2 separate regions of the Mus musculus genome follow, and region 2 is linked to region 1. Evidence: chromatin loops called from intact Hi-C (ENCODE). Cell type or tissue: gastrocnemius. All regions are shown on one strand. Links, peaks and the distances in the headings refer to the core of each region. The heading gives the core; the rest is flanking DNA.

Region 1 (13,005 bases), core at 2,823-10,822:
ACAAACAATATCTCCTTCCCTTTTCTCTAAAACTGAGCCTGATGGAAAATCTCCTCTTATCATTCCTGCCCAGTGTCCTGAAATGCTCAGACTCCCTTTCAGCCAGCTCAACTCCCATGAAGCTGAACACCATAAAAAATCAGATTTCTTGGAAAACAGCGTCTGCATTTGTTGTATTCTTGGCTTCCTTCTAGAACTGCCAGCCTTCCTACTGACCTGTGAAGTGTTAATGACCTTTCATTTCTGTTTTCTTTTTCCCTTCCAGGGAAACAATATTGACCCTGAAGCAGTTAAAGGTGAAGTGTTAAAAGTTGGAAATCAGAGCTGCGAGAGTCTCCACTGGCACTCTGGAGCTGTGTTGTGTACAGTCCCCAGTGACCTGCTCAAACTGAACAGCGAGCTAAATATAGAGGTGGGGTTCCCGCAAGCCTCTCATGATGTAAATAGGGATGCCGTTGTAATTATGTCACCAGGAGGCTTAAAATAAATCATTAAAGCTCATCTGTATGTTGGCTCTAGCTCATCAGCTCAGCCTCAGTTCCTAGCTGTGATTTGAGAAATGTCTAGGTTTTTAATCACACTGTCTCTTTCCCCTGGGTCAAAAGTATGATTCTCAAAAGTCATGCCACACTCTTGCCAAAACATGCTGCCGTTCTCCGAAGGAACAGAGCACATGCAAGACTGTCCCTTCTCCCTCTTTTTACCAGGCTAAGGGGCCTTCCCACTTCAGTGGTCACAATGCATAGAACTCTATAAATAAAAAGAATCGTATCCACTTGGCAGAGTAAAGTGGAAACCCAGTTGATGTTGTTTTTTTTTTTTAATCAATCTTTTTGTTATCATTTTTCTTAAGTTTTATTTATTTATTATTTATATGAGTACACTGTAGCTGTCTTCAGACACACCAGAGAGGGGCATCAGATTCCATTCCAGATGGTTGTGAGCCACCACCACGTGGTTGCCGGGAATTGAACTCAGGACCTCTGGAAGGGTAGTCACTGCTCTTAACCACTGAGCCACCTCTCCACCCCGCCCCCAATTGTTCTGTATTACCTTCTTTCGCATCCACAACTAAGTCAGATGACCCAGAAGAAGAATTTCTTTTATTATTTTTAACAGTTTATTTTTGATATAGCGCATAAATCATATAATTTGCCACTCGGAATGTACAGTTCAAGGGGCTTGGAACATTTAAATTGTAAATTTCTTTAAGTTGCGGTAACACAGCCCTGTAACCTCTAATCTACTTCTTTTCTTTATGAATTTGCTGACCTGGGTATTTCATCTAAGTCAAATCATACAATATTTGTCTTTTGGCATCTTGCTCATTTGACTTGGCAAATATTTTTGTGGTTCATTCTAGTTTATGGCTGAATGATATCTTATTTCATGCATATCATATATTGCTTACTCTAGAAATGGTAGCTTTGAAGGATTCCTGAAATATTCTGGAAACGTTAAGAAATGGAAATATACAAAAGAATTACAAAATCTGAGACCGAATGTAGAAATTTCAGAATGACCATCAAAGTTAAAAATCAGAAAGCACTTGAGCTGGGAGGAACCACAGATTTCTTCTATATATCAAAGTAGAAATAGACTATGAGACTTTATTATCCTATATGGTCTCCCCTCTTCTGAGAAATTTTTTCTGCTATGCATTCCACCCTCCCAAATGGGGCATCAGTTTCATTTATTCATACTTCAATGGTATCATAATACTTGATCGATCCATTTCCCTTCATTATTCTTTAGTTCCTCAAGATCAAAGAATATTTTTGTTTATCTAAATCATGCTTTAGGTAATCAATATTTCCTAATTATCTGGACATTGAGGCAGAATCAAGGAAATTCTCACTTACTCTGAAGGCTGTAATGCACCTTCTAGAATAATGGCCACCAGGGTGCTAATTGGAATCCAGAGAAACTTGGTCCCCCATAGATAGTATATTTTATATCAACCTCGGACAAAATCTGACTTTCCTTCTTATATATTTCCAGTGGAAGCAAGCAGTCTCTTCAACTGTTCTTGGAAAAGTGATCGTTCAACCGGATCAGAATTTTGCAGGATTGATCATTGGTGCGGTCTCAATATCAGTAGTAGTTTTGTTATTATCCGGGCTCTTCCTGTGGATGAGAAAGAGAAAGCATAAAGGTGCATATTTTGTTTATTGTCTAAGAAGCTACCATAGTGATTTAGTGATTACATTCAACACTGTCATGGAGATATATGGGTTGTCTAATAAGCATTCATAAAAGGCTGTGAGTTCTGGGCACTGGGTCAAAGTCTCCTGGGACCTGTGACAGCAAAGTCTTTAACAAGCTCTCTCTTTCTCTCTGTTTTAAGATCTGGGCAGTGAATTAGTTCGCTATGACGCAAGAGTACACACTCCTCATTTGGATAGGCTTGTAAGTGCCCGAAGTGTAAGTCCAACTACAGAGATGGTTTCAAATGAGTCTGTAGACTACAGAGCTACTTTTCCAGAAGGTATAATTCAGTTTACTATCCTGAGAAATATCTATACATAGACCTCTGTGAGCTGTGGCATTGTTCTTGCTTTTTGCTTTTTGTCCTGATATTTTTATACAAGTAGGAAAAAAAAAGGTGTTGACCTCTGCTAAACTTGATGCAGAATTGCATGGCCTTCACTTTAAAATCAAACTCATGCAGGTATCATATTGGAATTTTAGCATCTGCAAGCTCTCTGCTCACGTACAGACAGGTTCACTTTAGAATTATTTGAGCAAGGTAACTTACCTCAGCCATTCTAAGACCTGAGATGTTCTCCTTAACCCTTCATTTAGACTTATAAAGTATTTTTATTTCAATGTAATTTTAAAGTGCTATCTTTTGGGGGAAACTTTTGAATTATGCCATTAGTCATCTTTAAAACATTCTCAATGAGCATATCTTTTGCCTAGCACCATCTACAACTTGAATATATTTTGAGATGCATCCAAGAAAAACCTCCAGCACTGCTATTCATCAACAGCATCTGCTTTGCAAAACACCAGACCGACAAATGGTCAGGTTGGCCAGGGCATTTCACATTGTTTTACTTAAACATGTCTTACACAAAGCAAAATGTCTGTATTGTACCAGGGCCATTATCTTTAGAAGTTACAGGACATGAGTCAAGTACAAGCACTTCCCTGTTGAAATATCTACCATTGGATAAATAAAGTGAGTCACAGACAGTGTGGATACTGAGAAGTTAGAAGCTGCTCATCCAAGCCAGTACACCAGCAGTGAGACACTGAACATTCCAAGTTTCTCACCGCTTGTTGCCTGCCCTTCCTGAGATTTGGGTTAGTTCTCCAGAGATTACCGAATGCCCCACAGGACTCCATTCACTGTTAGAAGGAAACCCAGTCCTTTAAGAATGTGGACGAACCAAGCTCAATGCATGCTTTTAAACTTGAGGTATAAGTAGTAGTTCATAACCATCTTTAATAGCTCTAACCTGGAATTATTGAGGTTTGCAACTAACTGCTCTTTACCAAGCTTTCCTGGGCATGGGAGATAATTGTCTATAAAATGCTTATAGCCCAAGAAAGAAGATCTGAGTTTGTGTCACCAGAACGTACATAAAAGTCACATGTCCTGGGCATGGAGGGCACACATCATCAGAGTCTGTTGGCAGAGCAGCTCCAGATTCAGTTGGAGAAATAAAGTGGAGAATGACTGAGGAAGACGCCAAGCATTGACCTCTGGCATAAGCACAATATAAACACATACAAGCACACACACCATAACACTTTCTTGATCTTTAAAGAGTGTGTGTGTGTATGTGTGTGTGTGTGTGTGTGTGTGTGTGTGTGTGTGTGTGTGGTGTACGAGATGAAAGGTGGATTAGATAAGTGGTCCCCAGTGGCAACAACAGATAATATTGTTTACTTGCAATCAAACAAGAAACTCAGTACTTAAGAAAGCTGATGACGTCATGACTATTTCTAACTCCACTTAAGCATGTTTAGTATTTTCCACAGTAGCTCTTTTGGTTAATAATACTTACTCAGCCAGACAATAAATCTCAAAAATACCTCCAGGAAAGTTTTGGAAGGGCCTTTATAGTCATAATAATCTGTAGCTCAAAACAAACGAATGCAGCCTCCCAAGAAGATTCTAGAATTCTGAAGAGGTCTTCACAAATGGTAGATGGGTAAAGGAAAAAGGAAGACTTGTTCTCTGGCTGGCCCTTCCATAGCAAGGAGTCAAATGAGGGTTTTCTAACCTTGCTCCTTTACCCTCACCTTCCTTTGCATCTGGAGTTCAGAGCTGTAGGTTCTTGGGGGCTGAGGAAAATCTTTTGTAAGATACAAAACAAAGGTCTCCTGAAGGAAACTCCTCCTGAGCCTCCAATACACAAAGAAGCCAGTTCAGATCATTCGTATGTAATCCTGCTGAAATGTCATAGAGAATTCTGAGTCCCCACGGGGGAAAATTATTCTCACAGCTATAGAAAGAGTTCTGCAGTTGCTACTGGCTAGGTTTGGGATGTGCACTCTCTCATTCTTCTCTTAGGATGGCCTCCCTTTGCCTTTCTTACTTTCCCTGCCTGCAAGGAGCAGGTGGAAAGCAAGCCAGGAGGGAGACATGGGGTTTCCTAGCCATGATGATACATGTTAGGCAAGTGAGGAATGTAAAGCACTAAGAAGTCCTCAACACACACACACACACACACACACATACACACACACACACACACAAACTGCCAGCCAGTTGCTGTGATTCTAATGTCCAGTCATTGTTGTGGGTGGTGTTCCAGTGGGAAATGCAAAGCACCTAGTGGCTTCTTTGTCTCATTTAGGTTTAAAAGCACTCAGTGCCACAGCTCCTTAACTTGGCATGAAACTGCCATCTCCCTACAAAAGAAACCTTGCTTAAGGGTCACTTTGGTTGTAAAGATGGGCTAGTGGGAAACTGAGCCCTGCCCAAACATCCTCAACTGAACAGTGGTAGGGCACACTAACACAGATCCAACTGCCTGCTCTAAGAAGCCGTAACACTCTGTGACCCCACCATAATGTGGGAGCACTTACCACTACTGTGCAAGACTCCCAAGCCTGAGAATGTCGCATTAGTCACTTCTAACAATATATAAGTGCAGGTTGACAATCATAGCCCAAAATTTTGAAGTAAAAAAATAGTTGAAAGCTCTGTGGTGTGCGTGTGTGTGTGTGTGTGTGTGTGTGTGTGTGTGTGTGTGTGTGTGTGTGTGTGTGCCTGTATGTGCATGTCCTTGTACCTACATGTAGAGCCCAGAGCAAGATGTCAGTAGCCTTTACTATCATTCTTGGCCTTGATACCTTATGACAGGCTCTGTCACTGAACCTGATGCTCACCTTTTTTTTTTTTTTTTTTTTTTTTTTTTTGCTAGGCTCACTAGAAACTCTTGGGATCCACCTGTCTTGTCTCCACAATGCTTTTTCTGTTTATATGACAACTGGGGGTTTGAACTCAAGTCCTCACGCTTGCTAAGCTAGTGCTGCTACCCACAGAACCATCTCCCCAGCCCTTAAGAACTAGGATACTTTGAAGTGTCACGCTGAAAAGTTTTTATATTTTCGATTTTAAATTTCAGATTGTGTGATCAGGGATGAATGACCAACCATTAAAGTCCATGTCACTGTTTCAAACTCTGAGACAATTCAAAATCTCAACAGTCTCTGGTCCCAAGCATTTTTGAAAGGGATATTCAACTTGTATTGATTGTATGTATTTTTCTGTACATATTCCCTTGTCCAGGAGTTCCCATGACACTTATCGTTTCCGTTAGTAAGTCGTCATCTCAAACGGCATCTATTTTTTATTTTTTATATCTAAACTGTTTATTTGCAGGCCTGGGCAACTGCGTAACCACTTTCACTGCTTCCGAGCCTCTGACTCTTTTCCTTTTTAGCATAATGCTTGTGTTAACCCTTTGGGACTCTTCATACAATGCATCTTGATCGTTTTTAGCCTTACTCTTCCCGCTGACTCCCTGTCCTCCCCACCCCATCTCATGTCCTCTTTTTGCATTTTAATAACTTACGTAGGTCAATATGTGCTACCCACAGATTCCTGGGTGTGGGGCCATGTAGTCGAACATGGTGCTCACATGGGTCCTCACACTTAAGGGAAAGTAACCCTTACCCCTAGAAGCCATCACCTGTCCATACTGCTTCTGATTCTTAGAGGAAGATTATGTCTTAAAAGGAACTTCAGGCGTTGCTTTTTGGTATTAATAAAAAGAGAAATAAATACCCAAGGAAACCAATCAGACAAACAAGAGTCCATTGTTAACACTGCTCACTTAAAATGGTTTTTTTTCTACTTTATAAAATGTTTCTCTGTCCAAACATGTGTGTGTGTGTGTGTGTGTGTGTGTGTGTGTGTGTGTGTGCCTTTTCCCGATTCACTGCCATCTTTCTCCAACCATTCCTTTGCAAAGAGTGTTCCCAGCCTAGCATTTCGTTACTGTTAAAATCCACTATTAATCCCCTTTACCACCCCTGAGGCACACCCCAATGAGTGAGGTTTCATGGCTGTATCTATTTGCTTTATCTTGCAGACCAGTTTCCCAACTCCTCTCAGAATGGAGCATGCAGACAAGTGCAATACCCTCTGACAGACCTGTCCCCTATCCTGACAAGTGGAGACTCTGATATATCCAGCCCATTACTACAAAATACTGTTCACATTGACCTCAGTGCTCTAAATCCAGAGCTGGTCCAAGCAGTTCAGCACGTAGTGATTGGACCCAGCAGCCTGATTGTGCATTTCAATGAAGTCATAGGAAGAGGTAAGTATTTCCATCAGTTCTCTGTTAAGTACAGTTTTCCAGTAAGCCATTTATCTCCTGTTTTGCAGATTAGGAATTTAGACAATGCTGAGGGCTCCTGACAGAGCCTGATAACGAGTTTTGTCCTGCAGAAATACAGACATGAAAAGTCATAGTCATGGAGACTGCCCTGTGCGTGGAATCATTTGGATATTATCACAGGAGAGAAGACCCCATTTCTCCCTCATATTTCTCACAGTAACTACAGTGTCTTGGGGGAAAATCATGCCAGTTTTTTCACTCCTTTATCTCTTCAATCTTACTTTATCCTGAGAGCTGTAACAAAATCTAGTCTATAGCGGCTTGTACACTGCTGGACAGCATCAGGATACGGGGAATTTATAGCCCTCCCCTAATCTAAGGCAACATATATCATCTCCACAATGCACTCCAATTTCTTCACACACAAAAAATGACTATTTGCAAGAAGCTAGCCAGAGCATCGATAACTTCAAACATTAACACTATTGGAGGAAATATTTGTCAGGAAGAGAAACCAACCAGAAGCCATGAGATAAAATCTACTGTAAAATCCTTTTAAACGTAGTGGCTTCGGGTTGGGCTACTCCTATTTTAAATGCTCTAAAGAGGTTGCATAGGCATTTGCCAGGGTGGTGCAGGAGAAAGTGACAGGGTGGCGGTACGTGAACACTGGTCCTTCTGAGCATCCAGAGCTGAGTATCTACGTTGTTTCTTCCTGAAAAGGGGCCTCTGTGCACGAGTGTATGATTGGGTTATATTGCTGGCCTGTAACTCCAGTAAGTGGTCCAGTATTGGAGATATAGTCTCACTGGTTATATTCTCACTGTTGTATTTTATAAAACAGCAGTGTAATGGAGAGGGAGGGAGCATCTCGGTGGGCCTGTGCCTAGACGTCACCCCGAACAACCACGCCAAGTGACAGCAGGCCTCACATAAAAGGAAGTTTTAATATTGGGCAAAAGCCTTCCAGGAACAGATGGGGACAGAGAGAGAGAGAGAGAGAGAGAGAGAGAGACCTGGGGTGTGGGGTGCGAGCATTCCTCTTATATATCAGCCTTATACATGGCTATAGGTGATGATGTAAGCTGTTGCTAGATCCTACGTCCCTGGGAGGAGCCTAGTGGAATTCTCTGTAAGCCAATACTCACTCTACGTGTTGTAAAATCAGGACTTTTTTTTAATGAAAGGTGATAACATGGTGATAATTTCTCCCAAGTCACAGTCATTAAGAAACTATCAGTATTAACTACTGTTTGTTTATATGCCCCCCCACACACACACACACATGGAAAATTGTGACCACTCATGAGCATGGCTTTTATTATATTCATCTTTGTGTAAGTCACAGAGGATAGCCCCATACCTCATATAGTAAGCACTCAGGACAGCTTGCCGAAGTCCATGAATTAATTAAATGACTTACACAGCCGTCAGACACTTGGCACCTCTGGGAGAAATTACTGCCGCCTCTGTTGAGAGGCTGCTATTGGGGAAATGAGTGGTTAAAGTCAGAGGGAAATGTATGAAGTGAGTCACTGGGAATCTGCTCCATTTGGGCAACTGTCTTTTGATCCCTGCCAAAGTGGCTTACATATTAACCAGTGACTAACAGGGGAAACCCTAACTCTATAATACATTATTTATAATCAGTTACTAGACTATAGAGGACATATTTTACACGTATTCAAGTGGATAAAATTATTTACATGTTTTCTTTAATATTATTTTATCCTTAATATAATATATTTCCTTTCATGCAGAAGCTATTATTGTGTCCAGTGATACCCCAATGACTTGATACTTTGGTATATTAACGTTTAAAAGAAGCCATATTACTACAATTTGCACCATATATTAAATAATCACATTGCTTATAGCATGGAGAGAAGTGTAATGCATCTATATTTATATCTCACACTTGTACCACACAGAGTGATGTTGTTAATCAAAGTGTCATAAGCAATGTACCATTTTTTTTGTCTTACAGAAAAAAAGGCTTAATAAATAATTATTGCATAAAGTCAGTTTAACTCTAGCAAGTTCTCTTTTTCAATAGGGCATTTTGGCTGTGTCTATCATGGGACTTTGCTGGACAATGACGGAAAGAAAATTCACTGTGCTGTGAAATCCTTAAATAGTAAGTTGCATTTACTACGGAAGGGAACATTTGTGGTTTGCAAATAATGAAGTGTTCATTTGCACTTTCCCTTGTGGAAAAAAGGCATCTGCTACTGAAATTGTGGAATTAATCCTGAAAATGTGTTTAGTCTAAACACTTATTGAGATAGTCCCTCTGAAATTATCCTACGGAGAACTAATAAGTAAGGCAGGAGGGGCGGTGAGTCTCTTAGATGAACTGAGTACCATTTAGCCACGTTCAACTTATAATATTTGTTTTGCAAATGACATTTATGGAAACTATTGAAAGCGTTGGCACATACCATAGTAATGACTCATTTTGCCCAGAGACACTACTACACTACACTTTTTAACCAGCACTCCATTTTAGAAAAAAACGATAACTGAAGTAATACGAGCAGGAGAGAAATGTACTGGCAGAGGACTGACAAATCATTAAGGATGGTAGCCCTCACTTATCCACGGTTAGGCAATGAGGTGTCCCACAGAAATACGTTTCCTAAGGAGATGCAACGTGTCCCCTTTTAATGCAATACTTCTTAAAAATTTAGCCATTACATAGAAAACTCTTAAGATCAAATGCTCATTCTCTTTAAAGTCCAAAGTATGCTTATGAACATAAACTTAGTCTTTACTGATGCAGAGGCACAACTGTGACATTGTACAAGCCAGTGTACTTTGCACGTGAGAGGATCCCCGGCTCCGCCTCTATTGACAGAGCTCACATATTTGCTTTGCTACTTTGTAATTTTATACCTTAGAATTTGAAGCCACCTGGAAAATGTTAGCAAAGTACATTATAGATTTGTATTAGATCTAATAAGCTTCGAAAGTGCAAACGGTAGGCTTCCCTCCAAGGCACTCTGATACCAGAACTACTTCAGCTCTTTCAAACATCCATCAATTCTCCATGATGAGCATCATTCTATACGCTTAATTTTGTTGGATACCTGACTACAAAAATAATTAAAGGGACAGTCTACGTGGAGTTCAGCAGCAATCTGTGGTAGATTAAGTATACCGATCAATAAACTGACCTCAAAGGAAAGCAGTGTTGCCATTTATACTCAGAACAGCCCTAATCCCAAGCCATTTTTCTGTCCTTGTCCTGTGGTTACTGTTGTCAGTCCACGTTGACCTCCATCATCATCCAGGCCTTAGAACACATTTGGTTCTCGGGAACATCAAAGAGATAAGTCATGACATTTATGTGAATGCTGTTAACTCTTTGTGGGTGTGCCATCATGCCCTTGGTAGGTCGTTCTAGAAGTAATTAGGATATACTACACTAACCACTAGCTCTTCTGGGCTCAGTGAGTAACATCAATAAGCATAAGGACCCCTGCACTCACAAAAAAGGCCAGCATGCCCACAAGTGTTTATAGCCCCAGAACTATGGGGATTGGAACCAGGATAACTGGGGCTTGCTGACATGCAGCCTTGATCCAAATTCAGTGAGAGACCCTGGCTCAAAAGAATAGTACAAAAAGGAAATGGATGTCATTCTCGGACCTTTGTGTACACACACACACACACACACACACACACACACACACGAATACACTGCATGAACTCAAACGCATGTAACCCACTTAGTTGCAGAGGATGGAACTCACTGGTGGAGCATTTACATATACAAGGCTCAGTTTAATCCTCAATACAGAAAGGAGTTGGGGAGCTACCTACATATGCCGCATGGTGACTGGTCCACAACTTCTCCTAGATCAGTAATCACTGAACCATAGCCTACTGGCTATTTTCATGGGTGACATTGTTTGGGCCCCAGGCATTTACTGTCCACACTCTCATGGTTCAGCAGCAGAGTTAAGTATTTGCAACAGCACCACATGGCCCATAAAGCCGAACACTAACCAACTACAACAGAACTTGACAGCCTAGACCCTGGACGCTGCCCGGATGGAACAGTGTGCTTCCTTGGTTTGTATCTGTATAAGACAACCTAGGCTTCTGCGTGAGACCAGTTGTTTCCTGAACTCTGTTTTACAAATGATGTTGTCAGTGATGACTTGTTGGCACTGCACAGGGTGACACCATTGAGGCTCGAGAAAACAATATCCTACACTACATCGGATTGGTTTGCTGAGTCCTTTGAACTAAAAGGCCTCTGTCAGGCCTCTTCTGACTATCTCTTGTCTCTCTCACCCCAGGCCTGCTTTATTCCTGAAAGTAGAAGTAGGCCTCAAAAATTAGAACTTCTCCCCACCAGGGCAAATCATAAAAACTAGAACCCTTGTTCCCAAAAGCCAGGCATAGTCCCTTGAAATATTATTCTGAGCATCCTCTTCTTGTTTTTGAGCTGCATGGCCACAAAATGTTCCCTGACTTACATTGTCTGCCAGCCACTCATGAGACCCTCATTATAGAAAGGGTCCTACTTACACCCTGGAAGAAGGGACGATGTCCCAGAGAGAGGGACAATGGCCAAACAGATGAGCTTTGCTGGGTTCCCCTTCAGTAGTTTCCATTCATTAGGTCACAGGCTTTTTGATCGAGTCATGTTTTTCACAACTGTCCATTTTTCCTCAAATCCAAGCATGAAAGGAATAGTTCCCCTGGGTACTTAGATCTCCATTTCTGAAGGCCCCCATGTCTTATAAAGCTCATTTTCAAAAGATGTTATGTGAGCCTAGAATGATGCTCAGCAGTTAAGAGAACTTCCTACTCTTCCAGCGGACTTGGGCTTTGTTCCCAGCAGCCACTGTGGGTGGTTCACCATCATCTGTTCTTCTCCCACCCCCACATATACATATTAATTGTAATAATAAATAAAACTGTTTTTAAAGAAGACCTCATACTTTTCTGTTGTTAATCAGTTCTTAGTTGTAGGATTCTCAGATGTTACCCCAGGATAGGTAAGGAAAGTGGGGAAAAAAAAAAGACCTTTCTGCCCCAGACACCACTCACTCAGGCACGTTGTAGAAAGAACACCCTGTGGTTGAAGCAACTGGACAAGGTGTCACCTGCTGGTTTTGGACTTTTTTTTTCTCTTGCTACCTAAATTTGAAAAAGTATTCATTGTCCTCCAATGAGGCTAAAGTCTCAACACTGAATTTTTCAGGAATCACAGATATAGAAGAGGTCTCCCAGTTTCTGACTGAGGGAATCATCATGAAAGACTTCAGCCATCCCAATGTTCTCTCACTCTTGGGAATCTGCCTGAGGAGTGAAGGGTCTCCTCTGGTGGTCCTGCCCTATATGAAGCATGGAGATCTGCGAAATTTCATTCGAAACGAGACTCATGTAAGTACTTTACTAAGCTCATTGACCTTCAACTTAACCAGATAGTTATAAGCTATCATGGATGTGCAGAAAAACAAATCCAGGTCCTCTGCAAGAGTAGCAAATGCCCTTAACAAGGGAGCCATCTTTCCAGCCAGTTGGTTTGCTTGCCCTCTTGCTTCTTCGTTCGGTGTATTGGGATGCCTGCACGTGCACCTATCAGAGTACACGTTCAAGCCAAAGGCTGACATTGGGTTTCTTCCTCAATTCTTTCTCTACCTTAGGTTTTTGAAACAAGGTGTCGCACCAAAACTGGAGTTCGACATTTTGCCTAAATTAGCTAGCCAGTGAGACCCTAAGATCTGCCTGTCTCTGCCCCCTGCTCCAGAGCTAGAGGTGTACCATAGCACCTGCCCCCTGCTCTGGTGCTAGAGGTGTAGCGTAGCGCCTGGCGTTTACATGGATGGTAGGGGTCTGAATTCAGGTTCTCATGCTTACAGAGCAAGCATTTACCCACTGACCCATCTTTCCAGCTCCAACACAAACGTGCGGCTCTCATAAAAAGCTACTTGCCAATCCTGCCTGATGATGCCGTCTCTGTAACATCCATAGGCAGATGCTGTCTGAGAAAAAGAGAAATAGATCTTTAATAATTCTGTATATTGATCATGTGTTGAAATAATACTTTAGAAAATATGGGTTAAAATATGTTGTGATGTTTCATCTACCTCCGTTTTAAAGTATATGTGTATCTTACTCTATTTGATACCAAATAGTGCTATACTAGGCAGATACCATATATATGTACATTCACATACAC
Region 2 (13,005 bases), core at 2,486-10,485, 68 kb before region 1:
AGAAAGGCCCACCTGATACAAGCCCTGGTGTCTCCACCCTTGCCTCATTCCTAACGCGCGTGGTTTCTCTTTCCCTATGACAGAGCCACCATGACAAAACTGGGTCTACTCACTGTCTGTTTCCCTGTGCAGCTGTTTAACTTTATGCCTTCTGAAAACCCAGAGGAAATGGACCAGCCAATAGTGTTGCCTGACTATAATCCTAGCACTAGGAAGCGAAGACAAAAAGGACAGTTTGAGGCCAGCCTGAACAACAATGGTAACAGGACCTTGTCTCACTCAAAAGATAATGAAGGGAGGAAGGGAAGGAGGAAAGAAGAAAGGAAAGAGATGCAATAATCCACTGGAGCACAGATCCCCCCATTTGGAACTAGAACGTGCCTTGTGCCCAGGACATTTTCCACTCCCCACCCCCACATAGAGGAGGGAATGTCTGATTCACTAGTGAGCAATGTACCAGCTTCCTCTGTGTGTCTTCCTCTCAGTCCACATTCTGAGTGCCTAGACAGGTTCATCCTTTCCGAACTCTGATGTGAATGTAGCAGGAAACGGTTGCTAGGCTTAATTTATTTTAACTCACATATACGGAAAGATGGGATCTGTGGATTTATTTTATTCACTGTTCTGGGCTTAATTGAGCAAAATCTGGTAGGGCATCTACGCGATCTGAATTATAAACTTCCATTCATCTATTAGACTGAAAGGGGGGGCACCCTGCTTTTGGTTTCAAGCCTTTTAGCATGTTTCTAACAATGGGGAATTTCAACCTCCACATTTCCAAGGATAATGAAATGTTTTTGTATGAGCTACCATTTATTAATGGGGTAGATGCCTGTCCATCATATGGGACTCTGACAATTCAATGAATGTTCTGAATGGTATTTTTCTTTACAACATGCACAATAGTAAAACAAATGTCCATTTATTCTTTTTTCCCAGAAGTTGCATGTTGTCAGCCATTCTTATAAGAACAAAGATGTTTGCTAACAGATTATGAATTTATGAGGCAAAATCTTGAGGCTAGAATGGTATTCTATTCTTCTTATCTTTACTCTTGCCATACCAGGCTTGGACAATGATCTTAATCATATATTGAAAGTAGAAAATGCACAATCGGCTTTTTTCTTAGGCTAAAAGTCTGTCATTTTCAACTTCTAAAATGTTGATCGGGAAAAGGGCTGAGATAGCCGCGTAAATATCAGAACAAAAACACTAGCTCTCTTTAGTGAAACATTTGTATACCCCAGAAGGGGTGGCTCTAAAGCCCATCATTATATAGGGCACCAAACCCATTCATTATAACACTTGTATATTATTCTAGTGCCAAGTTTAACTTGAGTACTTCTATAGCCTTTTATATTAGAATCTTTAAGAAATATACAGATCTTTTTATGAAATTCCATGTAATGTACAAGTTGCTGTCTTCATTACACCTCTTCTCTTTAAACAAAAAGTTTATGCCCTTTGATGGTTACACTTTCATATAATATTTTAAATCAGTTTATGAGTTCAATTACCCTATTGACCATATTTAAAACTACATGTTTTGGATATATAACAGGAGCAAAAAATGAAATAAAAATGGGAAATTGTGCACAGTTTGCAAATATGTACATGTTAGGGAAACAAATTCTTAAAAAAACAAAACAAAAAACAATGGAGTCAGGCCTGGTGGAATGTGTCTTAGTCCTAGCTATGGAAAAAGCTGAAATAGAGAGAGATCAAGTTTAAGGTCTGCCTGGACCACAGAGAATGTTCGAAGACAACATGGACAATTCAGCAAGCCTGTCTGGAGAGAGATAAAGGGCTGGGATATAGCTACATCGTAGAACACTTTTCTCACGTATACAAGGCATTTGGTTCAAATTCCGGTACAAATAAAACATTAATTATAAAGGAAGGAAAGCAAGAAAGCAGGCAAACAGAAGACAGAAAATTATTTTACTCCCAAGATAAATAAAACCTACCCAAGTCTTTTTGTTCCAAGCTATGTTGGTTTCAAAAGCTGTCACTCCTTTATTTTTCTCTACGTGTTTACCACTAGGATTGCAATTTAAATACATCCATGGGACATATTTACACTAAAAAAGAATCCAGTATTTGAGGTTCAAATGTAACTGGGACTCCTACATCTTCACTTCCTAAATCTCTATGGGGATATGGGCTTACTCTTTAAACTAATGGTTCCTGTTTGGCTCTTACTGTAGCCTCTGTCTTGGAAGAACTTTAAGGGCTTCAAGAACTTGAAACTGAGTTAAAGGAAAACCACAAGATGGCCAGGGATGGGGAAATCACAAATAGTCTATTTAACTTGTAGAGAAAAGGAAGGAATGAAACCCTGGGCAGGTGTTCAGAGTGGTTTCTCCCAGATCACTGGCCAACTTCCTCATTTCTCTTGAGAGCTGGCAGAACTAGCTGAGGCACAACTCAGGATAATAAACAGGCATTATGTTTACTAGGTGTCGGTGTGCGGTGCGTAAATGAATGCCAGTGTAGCCGTGACTTATTTAAGACCCTCGTGGACAACAGACAATCCACAAGGCGGAAACAAAAGAAAAGCCTCAGGCCAGGCTATAGGCAGAGGCAAGGCACATCCACATCCATCTAGCACCTAAGCTCCTTCCACTCGCTCTCCCCTCCACACCCCAGCTCCTTTCCAGAATGTTCTACGCCGTGTCAGAGTGCCATAAAGGTACTTTGGTACAAACTAATCTTTAAATATTAAAAATAAGACTGTCTTGTGTGCATTCTGGATTATTTGCCTATGACCATCCACTACAGCAGTTGGAAGGGCTGGAAAATCTGGAAGCTTCCTTCTGTCACTTTAACCCACCATTGGAAATCATTTTGGTGAGAGGATCTTGAGGTTGGGATGTAGGTCTTTGGTAGATCAGTTGCTTAGTATACTTAAGGCCTTGGATCAATCTCAGTGAGGGAAGGGAAGGAGGAGAAATGAAAAAAGTAAAAGAAAGGGAGAGGAGAAGGGAGGAAAGGAAAGAAGAGGTTAGGCAGGGAGAAATCCCAGACCCGAGATCCTCTCACAATGGTGATTTCCAATGGTGGTTAAAGGGGCAGAAGGAAGCTTCCAGGTTTTCCGTGTCATGCCACTGCTCTTCTGTATGATTATACTTAGATGATTAAACTGCACCAGAAATGATTTTGTTAAGTTAAATTGTCTTTACTGTTATATACTGAGATTAATCTAGAGGCATGGGAGAAAATTCAGGGAAAAAAAAGTTGTAACAAAATGTTTTCTCAATAGTTCTGTGGTTTCCTTTATGTTTTGATTTAGCCTACAGACTTAAGGTATGGAGTTTATCCTGCTGTCTTCAAGCTAGCTGAACTTCTCAGTATTTGGACAACTGAGTGTCATGTAGTGGATGCTTAAAATATCTGTTCAGTATTGTGTAACACCATGTACTGTGCCTGGTTACAAAACCAGTATTTGAAATGTCATTAGAAATTTCTTTCTTTTATTTCCCCCCCCTTTTTTTAAATTTATGAATCCTTTTATTTGTTTACATTTTAAATGTTATCCCCCTTCAAGGTCTCCCCTCCATAAACTCCATACTCCTCCCCTTTGCCTCTAAGAGGGTGTTCCCCTACTCACCTACTCACTCCTGCCTCACCCTCTAGCATCCCCCTTCTCTGGGGTATCAAACCTCTACAGGACCATGCATTTCTCCTCCCAGTGATGCTAGATAAGGCAATCCTCTGCTACATATGCAGGTGGAGCCATGGATCCCTCCTTATATCCTCTTTGGTTGGTGGTTTAGTCCTTTGGAGCTCTGAGGTGTCTGGTTAATCGATATTGTTCTTCCTATGTGGTTGTGATCCCCTTCAGCTCCTTCAGCCCTTCCCCTAACTCGTCCATTGGGGTCCCCAGGCTCAGTGCAATGGTTAGCTGTGAGTATCTGCATCTATCTTAATCAGGTGCTAGCAGATCCTCTCAGAACAGGCATACCAGCCTCCTGTCTGTAAGCACATATTGGCATCAGCAATAGTGTCCGGATCTGGGGTCTGTGGATGGAATGGATCACATGGTGGGGCAGTCTCTGGATGGCATTTCTTCAGCCTCTGCTCCATTTTTGTCCCTGCATTTCCTTTAGACAGGGACAATGCGGGGTTAAGACTTTTTAAATAGGTGTGTGCTCCAATCCCTCCAAGGGGTCCCATGTCTGTCTACTGGAGGTAGTTTCTTCAGGTTCTATCTCCCTGCTGTTGGGTATTTCAGCTAATGTCGTCCCTATTGGGCCTTGGAAGCCTCTCAAATCTCTGGCATCTGGAACTTTCCAGTGTTTCCCCACACTCCCCACCCCACCCCCCAGTGCTACTTATTTCTATTCATTAGAATTGTATTGCTATAACTTTATTATGATGATCCTTCATTTTCTTGCCTCGTGGAATTGACACATGAATAGTAACTGTGCAGAAGTTAGAAGTCAACCTTGGAATTGGTCCTAATCATTTATCCTCTTTGAGATAGGGTCTCTTTTTGTTTATCACTGTATGCCCGGTTCACTGGACACCCGCTTCTGAATATTCTCGTGTCTCCACTTCCTATCTTGCAGCAGGGTCTCTGGCAATTACAGACATGCATGCTACTTCATCACTTTGTATGAGTTCTAGGAATCCCCTCAGGTCCCCACACATGCATAGCAAACCCTTTGCCTCCTGAGCCATCTCCATCCTTATAATCCTACACTAAATCTAGTGGAAAGAATATCAGTTTATAGAGGGCTACGATTATTTCCGGGGATGTGCCCGCAGCATCAGCTTCACACTCAGGCTGGCCCTCTTACTTGGAGGGGTGATTGTTTTATAGTTTAACTTCCTCAATATGGCATCTCGGCCATCTTCCAGAATAACAAGTTCTCTTTATATAATAAAACGTACTGAAATCTTTTAGAGTTGTATGTGTCAGGTCATCATTTGGATACATTATTTTCATCTTGAGCTCATTCTACATATTCTACTTCAAAAATACATAGGAGAAAGATGAGAGTGTACCACCTTAGCAGTCTGAGCTGATGAGCAGGCTTCCAGGATGCCAGTCGAGGAGGTATTTACGAGTAATGGTTCAAAAACACAGAGAAATCCTTTCTTTCCATTTCTTTGAGTACTGTACATAGTCCCCAGCCATGCCACCCTGAACATGCCTGATCTTCTCTGAAAATTTATGTAAAGTTGCTTTTATCCATTTGATCTTATGTATGAACTCCCAAATCCATAAGTATTTTTTTACTGGATATTGTTTGTATGTGATTTGCAAGGAATAAAGGAATCATTATGAAACTGCTGACCCAAAAGGAAGAATGCAAGAAACAATTTTACTGGCTCCTGTAACCTTAAAACATGGTGGGATACAGATAGCCAACTGGTAGTGAGAGCCTCCACCTCTCCATGTTTAAGCTTTTCTGCCTGCAGCATCAGCTTCACACTCAGGCTGGCTCTCCCCACACAGTAGCCAAGATGGTCCTCAGAGACTGCAAGGTAGTATCATCTGTATCTTTGGAATCTCTGAACATGAGTGATTCTCTGCCAGCATCCATATGGTTGTCCTTGCTTTGGTCGTATGTTCACCCTAACTGAGCACTGGCTCAGACGACTAGAGCTCATTGAAACGCCAGACTGGTGAGCGTCCTCTTCCTGCAGTGAGAAGAGAGCATCATGATTGATGGGCAATCTCAGTAGATGGGGTAGTGAGGGATTTCGAAAGAGCTGCCAGAGGAAGAGACAATAGGAGCTGAGCGGATATAAATAACTGTTCACTTAAGTACTATGTCTTTTGAATACAACCTTTCCCCTAGAATTGCGACTAATTAAGCACAGTTCAAACAGGCATCGTGTGTTTTTACAAATTTATAAGTACTGAGGGGACCTTGATTCCATGTGCACCTTTGGCTAACATTTCATTCTCTTCCAACACACATGTCATCTGAAAAAATCAGAATAATAGTTGCCTTATGACTGTAATTAGGAAAAAAATTATATAGCTGAGGATATCTTGCAAACTAGAAGGTGCTTTCAACAGAGTAACATACCATGTGACTTCTAGGAAAAATCAGTCCCTAAAGCAAAGTTAATTGTGTCAAAGTTTATGAAGTTTTTCCTCCTTTAAAAAGATGTAATGTCCCATTACACCTGCTGAAAACTTCCCTGAGGAATCAGTCCTTAAATACAGCACTATGCTTTGGCTGCTGATAGAATTGCTGGCAAGCACAGACCCTGCTCAATAGAAACCTAGAGAATCCTCCACATTGCTAGACTTGGGGGCAATGCTGCGACCAAGTAGTTCACTAAGAAAACTAGAAACGGATAGGTAGTAGAGAAGAGTTGAATGGCAGGTTGGAAGGTTGGCCTGAGCCCAAATTCATAGTTAACAGGCAGTCTTTCATGAAGAGACTCCTAAATACCACAAACTTAATGACCAAGATGGCACAGGGGTGCTCATTCCCAGGAAATGTTTGTTCAGTGAGCGTATTCTTGCAACCAACTGCAGAGAAATAAGAAAATGTTTTATAGGTGATTTGGTTTCATCTGCTATGTGCACATTTCAAGGGAATGAATCAGTCAGTCTGTTTGAATCATCTTTGTACGTTTTATTTAGTCAAAAAATCAGTTAAATGACTCGCACTATTTCAAAAAGAAAAAAAAAAAAACGAAGAGAAGTAGAGAGCAAGACATTCTGTGTTGAAGTCTGATTCAGACCCATCACAGGATTCAATGGATGGAGGCAGAAATATATGGAAGTGAGAATATTTCTGAAGTCTCTACCATCATAAACATTCAAATTTTTGTCCTAGCCCGGTTTGGCATAGAGCTAGGGGAGAAAGTTGGAGTCGTGAGGTAAACACGATTCTCATATATTCAGGTTGATGGCCCCGGAGTGACGGGTAATTGTAGAAAAGCAGTCCCAGAGATCAGGATTGTCACAGTTGGAACATACATTGGAGTTGATTGGTTCACTTCAGGAATGCCAGTAAATATTTCATAACCATTCCAGGGTGGAAGGACAAAGCTCTAATGTGCAATATTTGCCAATCCCTGTGAAATAACACTCCCATCATGCTGACTTTTGGTTGTCAAGATAAGGTGGCTGAAATGTAAGTCGGGAAGAAACTCACAAGACAGGTGTAACTGAGCTAGTGCTAGGGGACTGACGCATGCTACTGGTTCAAAACTCACTCTACAATCGGGAAAGATGCCCAAGAAGTTAAGTGACTTACTTTGGGTCATACAACGTAGCTCCATTGCCACAAACTGAAACTAGCTTCTACTACTCGAGATTATGAATGCATTATGAGAAAAGCATCCTAATTGATTGCTAAGTCTACTTAACTCTATAGCCTGGCTACATTTCCCTTCTTTGAACTTCTCGCCTTGAGTTTAAGCTGCTGTGTGATTGTCTCTCCTTCCCATCACTCTGTATTCTCATTGATGGTTTGAAAGTAATTTAATCACCTTCAACTCTTCTCAGTCTCTGAAACATCATAGATACCCACCCATGTTTTCCGAGTCTAGGAAAGAACAGTGATCATACCTACCATGGGCCAGACACTATGCTAACATCTACTCCTCAAAGAATTCAAAGAGCCTCCCTCAGAAATGAGGTGGATCCCATAATACACCTGACCAGAGTATGTGTCTGTGCACTGGGCACCAGAGTCTGCCCGTGGCACTCGGCTCTCACCAACACACACCTCTGTGGGCAGGTCAAGTCTTAATTGCACAGAATGGTCTAGAAAATGGTGTGTATTAAGTGATTAATAGCATCCTTCCTCCCTGCTAGCTTACTTCTGATTTGCTGTCCCATCCAATGAGACAACAACAACAACAACAAAAATCTCATTCATACATTTGCTGGATTTTAGTTTGTTAAGCATCAGCACGGTACGTGACATACATATAAACCTTAGAACATGTTTCTTATTTTAAAAACATAGGTAACTCGTCAGAATGTAAAAACAAAATAAAGATTATTCTGAAGCTTCTTTCACAAGAGAAAACCTAAAAGCCATGCACACTCAATACTGCACTACTGGGTCAGCTTGGATGCAAATGAGTTATAAGATTGCTTGGCCTTCCCTTAGGGAGTCAGCATTCATTTATTTACCTTCAGTTTTTTGGAGAAAAATATAAAGATTGTGTTCTCATTCCTGGAAGATATACTGATGTGTGTCGTGTTAAGAAACAATTTTTCATAAAATGTACTCTGGACTGATATGACAATTTGTCTCCTATCCTTATTTTTTATTCCCTCTTGTTTCCCTCACCAGCATCAAAAAAAAAAAAAATTCTAGTATATTTCTGAACAATGAGAAGTACACTTAAAAATAGCAAGTTCAGCTCCAGTCGCCATATATACTCTAAGATGGTCATGTATCTTCGAACTGTCCGCTCTTTTTTTATACTTAAAAACAATAAGGGGGAGTGGGTGTGTAGGGGAGTGGGGGTGGGTGGGTATGGGGGACTTTTGGTATAGCATTGGAAATGTAAATGAGCTAAATACCTAATAAAAAATGGAAAAAAAAAACAATCCCATGAGAATATTGAGCTGTGGGTGCAGAGGTGAATGAATGACCTTAAGTCACATGGCTAGACAGGGAAGGGCTGGGATTGGAGCTCTGATGGGGAAACCTGCTCCGGCAGTGATCTCTCTCTCTCTCTCTCTCTCTCTCTCTCTCTCTCTCTCTCTCTCTCTCTCTCTCTCTCGGTGTTAATGAAGCATCTGGGCATGGGCGACTGTCGGCTAGGCATGGATTGAGTCTTGGTTCACACTGGGTGACTTCTGTCAAGCACCCTCATCCAGAAGAGGATACTAATCAACTTCCTTCTTCACAGGATGGCTGTGGAGAGAAAGCTGACGGTGTAGCAGAACGCTTGGCATGTGGTAAGCACGCAGTGCACATTTTTGTTGTTTTTACTATTATATGGCTTATACCTCTTCCAGTAATTTAGCCTATTGAAGCTTTCCTTTGCTCTCTGGTATTAGTGTGGCTTTCTGGCTTCGTTACACATCCCCTGAAATCCTATATCCTCACTCAGATACCTCTACATGGATCCCAAAGACCACCATGTCCTCAACTGTCTGTGCTAGGTTTCTTCTCTTTCATGCACGCGAAGCGGTAGCCACGACAGGTTGAATGTATCTTATCTTAAAGGTAAGACATCTTAGCTTAATGCTGTTCTTTTGAATTTCTTGCTGGCCTCAGTTTGCATGCTCTTCTTTGGTTATTTTTGAACCTCTTCCTCCAGCTGAAATCCCTAACCCCTCCTTTATATCCATTACTTGAAACACATGTTCATGTACTCTGACTTACTTGTAGAACATGGACTTTCTATGTTCTGAATCCTCACTGCTCTTGTATTGTCCTGTGACCTCTCATCTCTGGCTCTACATGGACCTCTATAGGAACCTTGTGACCAGTCTTCTGCTCCTGGAATCTTGGAAATACTCGTTTGGAGTATTGCATCATCAGCCTTATCACTCACTTGTGCCTGTCACCCCACCTCTCAGGCTCTACTACTTGCCACCATCCTGCCCCTGTTACGTGCCTCCCACTGGTCTCTGCTCTGCACAAAGCCACTGTATCTGTGAGGACACCTCAGTCACTGTCCTCCTTGAGGAATGAACTCTAACCTCATTTACAGTCTGGTGTCCTCCCAACTCACACAGCTGATAACTCATTTGCCTCTACCAATGGACTATGAGCTTTCCAGAGCAGGGCACTGTTTTTGTTGGTACTGAAGCAGTGTTAGTAAAAGAAGGGAAAGTCTTGCAAATAAGCATACATCTTTCCTACAATTTAAGAGTGAAATCCAAACAACTGCTGTTGCCTTCTGCTTGTTTTTCCTCAAAACACACACTCCGTGCACCTTAACAGCCTTTTTGAAAGCCGCAATTAAATGGATTGAAACTACTCTTTGAAGGGCAACAGATAGTTCTTTCCTGTATGAGCTAGGTGCCTCTTGAGACCCTCACCTGGCTTCTGTAACCCTGAAACAATCTCTTGATGTCTCAATGACCTGAGCCTTCTTGACTCTTCCTTTAGTTCTTTTACTGTAGGTATTCGCCCAGATTTAACTCGCTGACCATCTCCTTATTCATCTTGTCCCACCATGCCAAGCATGCCAACCTAGGTTTTAGTTATCAGCTTTTTGCAGTTTGTTTTACACAGAGTCTTGAATTTGCATCCCTTCCTAATTCCACTTGCTACCGGATCACTCAAAGCAGATGTGTCTCACCTGGACCACTCACATCCCTCGTCCATAATGGCAGCTCTCCTCAGAAGGCTTTCATTATTCACCTCGGTTCCTTGGCATAGGTGTTCCATCTGCTCAGAAAATTCATTCCTCATGAATTCCAAGCACCTGATTCCTGATAAATAGCGTGAACTGTCCTAATCATTCCTATGGGAGACCTTTTCTCGGTTCCCATTACATAATAAAACTTGGCATGCTTAAAATCTGTATCTTTTAGCCACCTTCCTATTGCTGCCTGCCATGCTGTTGTAACTCAGTCTACTTCTGCCCGGATGACTCCCCATCATCCTTACCTTCCTTTTATTCTGTCTAGCCAGATGTCAAATGCTACGTACTGAACTATGCGTCACTATCTCTTTCTGTTCTTAGGGGCAATATATTGCTTCTGGCCCTCTTTTACTTCGCTCCAGGCCATTATATTTGCTGGTCAACCATTTCTTTAAAGCTCCCAATTTTTAGAAATGCAAGAGAACCTAAGTCAGAAAGTATGGACTAAGGTTCTTGGTTTTGACCCATACTACTTATCTTTATTTACACAGAGATTCGGTATATATTAGTTTAATGCCAGACTATGTTTCAGGCTTCTCTGTACTCAATATTGGAATATAGTAATGAGTCAGACAGATGTCGTCCTCTCTCTTCTGGACCTCACCACATGATGAATATGTGCCTGTTTCTCATATCATAATCCAATACAGGGACCATCTCTCCGACTCTTGATGCTTGTAGTTTGGGATTTGTCCTGTATGGAGTGTCTTAATGCCAGGTAGTATTGTCAGTCTATGTGTGTTACATAGTAGCCATTTTTTTTAGGTTCTGTGAAAGGCAGGAACCATGAGCCATTTTCCATTTTCCATAGTGTAAGCACAGAATTATGCACATATTAGTTGCTTGGTGACTTTGGTGTGGTTTCATACATCCAAGGTTAGTAGTCTTTGCCATCACTGTGGTGCCAAATATGGTTTTAAGCATCATTCAGCTCATGTTAGGTAATTACCTTTCCTTCTAAAGCCTCTCTTTTGCATAACAATACCCAACCCCGCCCATAACTATTATCAGTAGAATTCACATGTTTTTAACCTGTGTCCCTTATGTTTTTTAAAAAGGAAGAACAAACCAGTTATGGTTCCTGGGAGAAAAACTGGTCCAATTGCATACCACGGAATACTGAAATAATGTTCTTTTTACTAAAGAGCTTTTTGGCTTGATAATGAACAATATGTTGTTTTTTCCTGGGAAATAGTTCTAAAACTTCAGTTCCGAAGATTAAATTTTACTTTCACGCATTTCTGCCTGCTGTTTGTTTTGAAGTCCTGGTGATCTTGCATTAAGCATTTGTCTGTATGAAACAATAGGTTAACTATAGCCAAATTATTACCATACCTTTTCCCTGCACACACACACACACACACACACACACACACACACACACACAAATCCTATAAACAGCGTGTGATTGCTTGCTTCTAGGATTTATGATTGTTTTCTTCCAAAAGGAAGCTAAATTTAGCCTAGTGATTCTACATGCTCCCAAGGAAACAATGCCTGCTGTGATTTCTAGAATAAATGAATCTGAGCCACAGTTCCTTTACTTGACTAAACAAGAAAGTTTAAGCATCAACCTAGTCATTAGCCACAGATAGAAACCCACATTAAGCAAGCAGCAAGGGTTAAGACACAATGTGCTGTGTTTCTTATTGAGCTGCTGAATGCCATTCAGTTGCTGTGTGGCCTCAACACAGAACATTGTTTGCATCACAGAATGGTCCTTGAACATGACTCGTTTGTGGCCTGACTTCTAAAATTAAACTATGTGGAGTCATGTCCAGCCCTACAATACATCTTTATGTGAAGCTAGCTAGCAGTTTTTTTCTTTTTCATTCTATGTAAATAAAATTCCAGTTAGGAAATGTTATTTCTGATATCGAAGCTGGAGGAGTCATGCTTCCATTTCTCTCTTTGTTTCTAATGACGACTAAAGGGCTCTTGCCTGAATGTGTCTTGGCAGATCAACTCCTCACAATGAAGGCTCCCACCGTGCTGGCACCTGGCATTCTGGTGCTGCTGTTGTCCTTGGTGCAGAGGAGCCATGGGGAGTGCAAGGAGGCCCTAGTGAAGTCTGAGATGAACGTGAACATGAAGTATCAGCTCCCCAACTTCACGGCAGAAACCCCCATCCAGAATGTCGTCCTACACGGCCATCATATTTATCTCGGAGCCACAAACTACATTTATGTTTTAAATGACAAAGACCTTCAGAAGGTATCCGAATTCAAGACCGGGCCCGTGTTGGAACACCCAGATTGTTTACCTTGTCGGGACTGCAGCAGCAAAGCCAATTCATCAGGAGGGGTTTGGAAAGACAACATCAACATGGCTCTGCTTGTTGACACATACTATGATGATCAACTCATTAGCTGTGGCAGTGTCAACAGAGGGACTTGCCAGCGGCATGTCCTTCCTCCTGACAATTCTGCTGACATCCAGTCTGAGGTCCACTGCATGTTCTCCCCAGAAGAGGAGTCAGGGCAGTGTCCTGACTGTGTAGTGAGTGCCCTCGGAGCCAAAGTCCTCCTGTCGGAAAAGGACCGGTTCATCAATTTCTTTGTGGGGAATACGATCAATTCCTCCTATCCTCCTGGTTATTCACTGCATTCGATATCGGTGAGACGGCTGAAGGAAACCCAAGATGGTTTTAAGTTTTTGACAGACCAGTCCTATATTGATGTCTTACCAGAA

Evidence for each region. A loop is a pair of places that touch in the nucleus more often than their neighbours do. Peaks named below come from ENCODE experiments on the same cell type or tissue, not always from the same donor. Only the 100,000 strongest peaks of a DNase experiment are listed, where the experiment ranks them.
Region 2: a loop joins it to region 1, with 2.0 times the contacts of the local background. A loop is called at or near these places in 2 of 42 quality-filtered maps.

What each region holds. Positions count from the first base shown.
Region 1 is chr6:17,546,685-17,559,689 of GRCm38, forward strand. It overlaps Met (met proto-oncogene), which reads left to right. Exons shown (of 22, transcript NM_008591.2): 13 at 266-412; 14 at 2,002-2,155; 15 at 2,348-2,488; 16 at 6,555-6,785; 17 at 8,863-8,943; 18 at 12,025-12,206. Among named protein-coding and RNA genes, the nearest start is that of Gm52893, 11 kb to the left of the region's middle. In gastrocnemius, for the core only: no CTCF peak of the experiment used is centred there; DNase peaks (open chromatin) are centred at 7,709 and 8,256.
Region 2 is chr6:17,478,953-17,491,957 of GRCm38, forward strand. Met (met proto-oncogene) reads left to right here. Exons shown (of 22, transcript NM_008591.2): 2 at 8,845-8,893; 3 at 12,275-13,005. The coding sequence starts at 12,289. Among named protein-coding and RNA genes, the nearest start is that of Met, 21 kb to the left of the region's middle. In gastrocnemius, for the core only: no CTCF peak of the experiment used is centred there; a DNase peak (open chromatin) is centred at 5,570.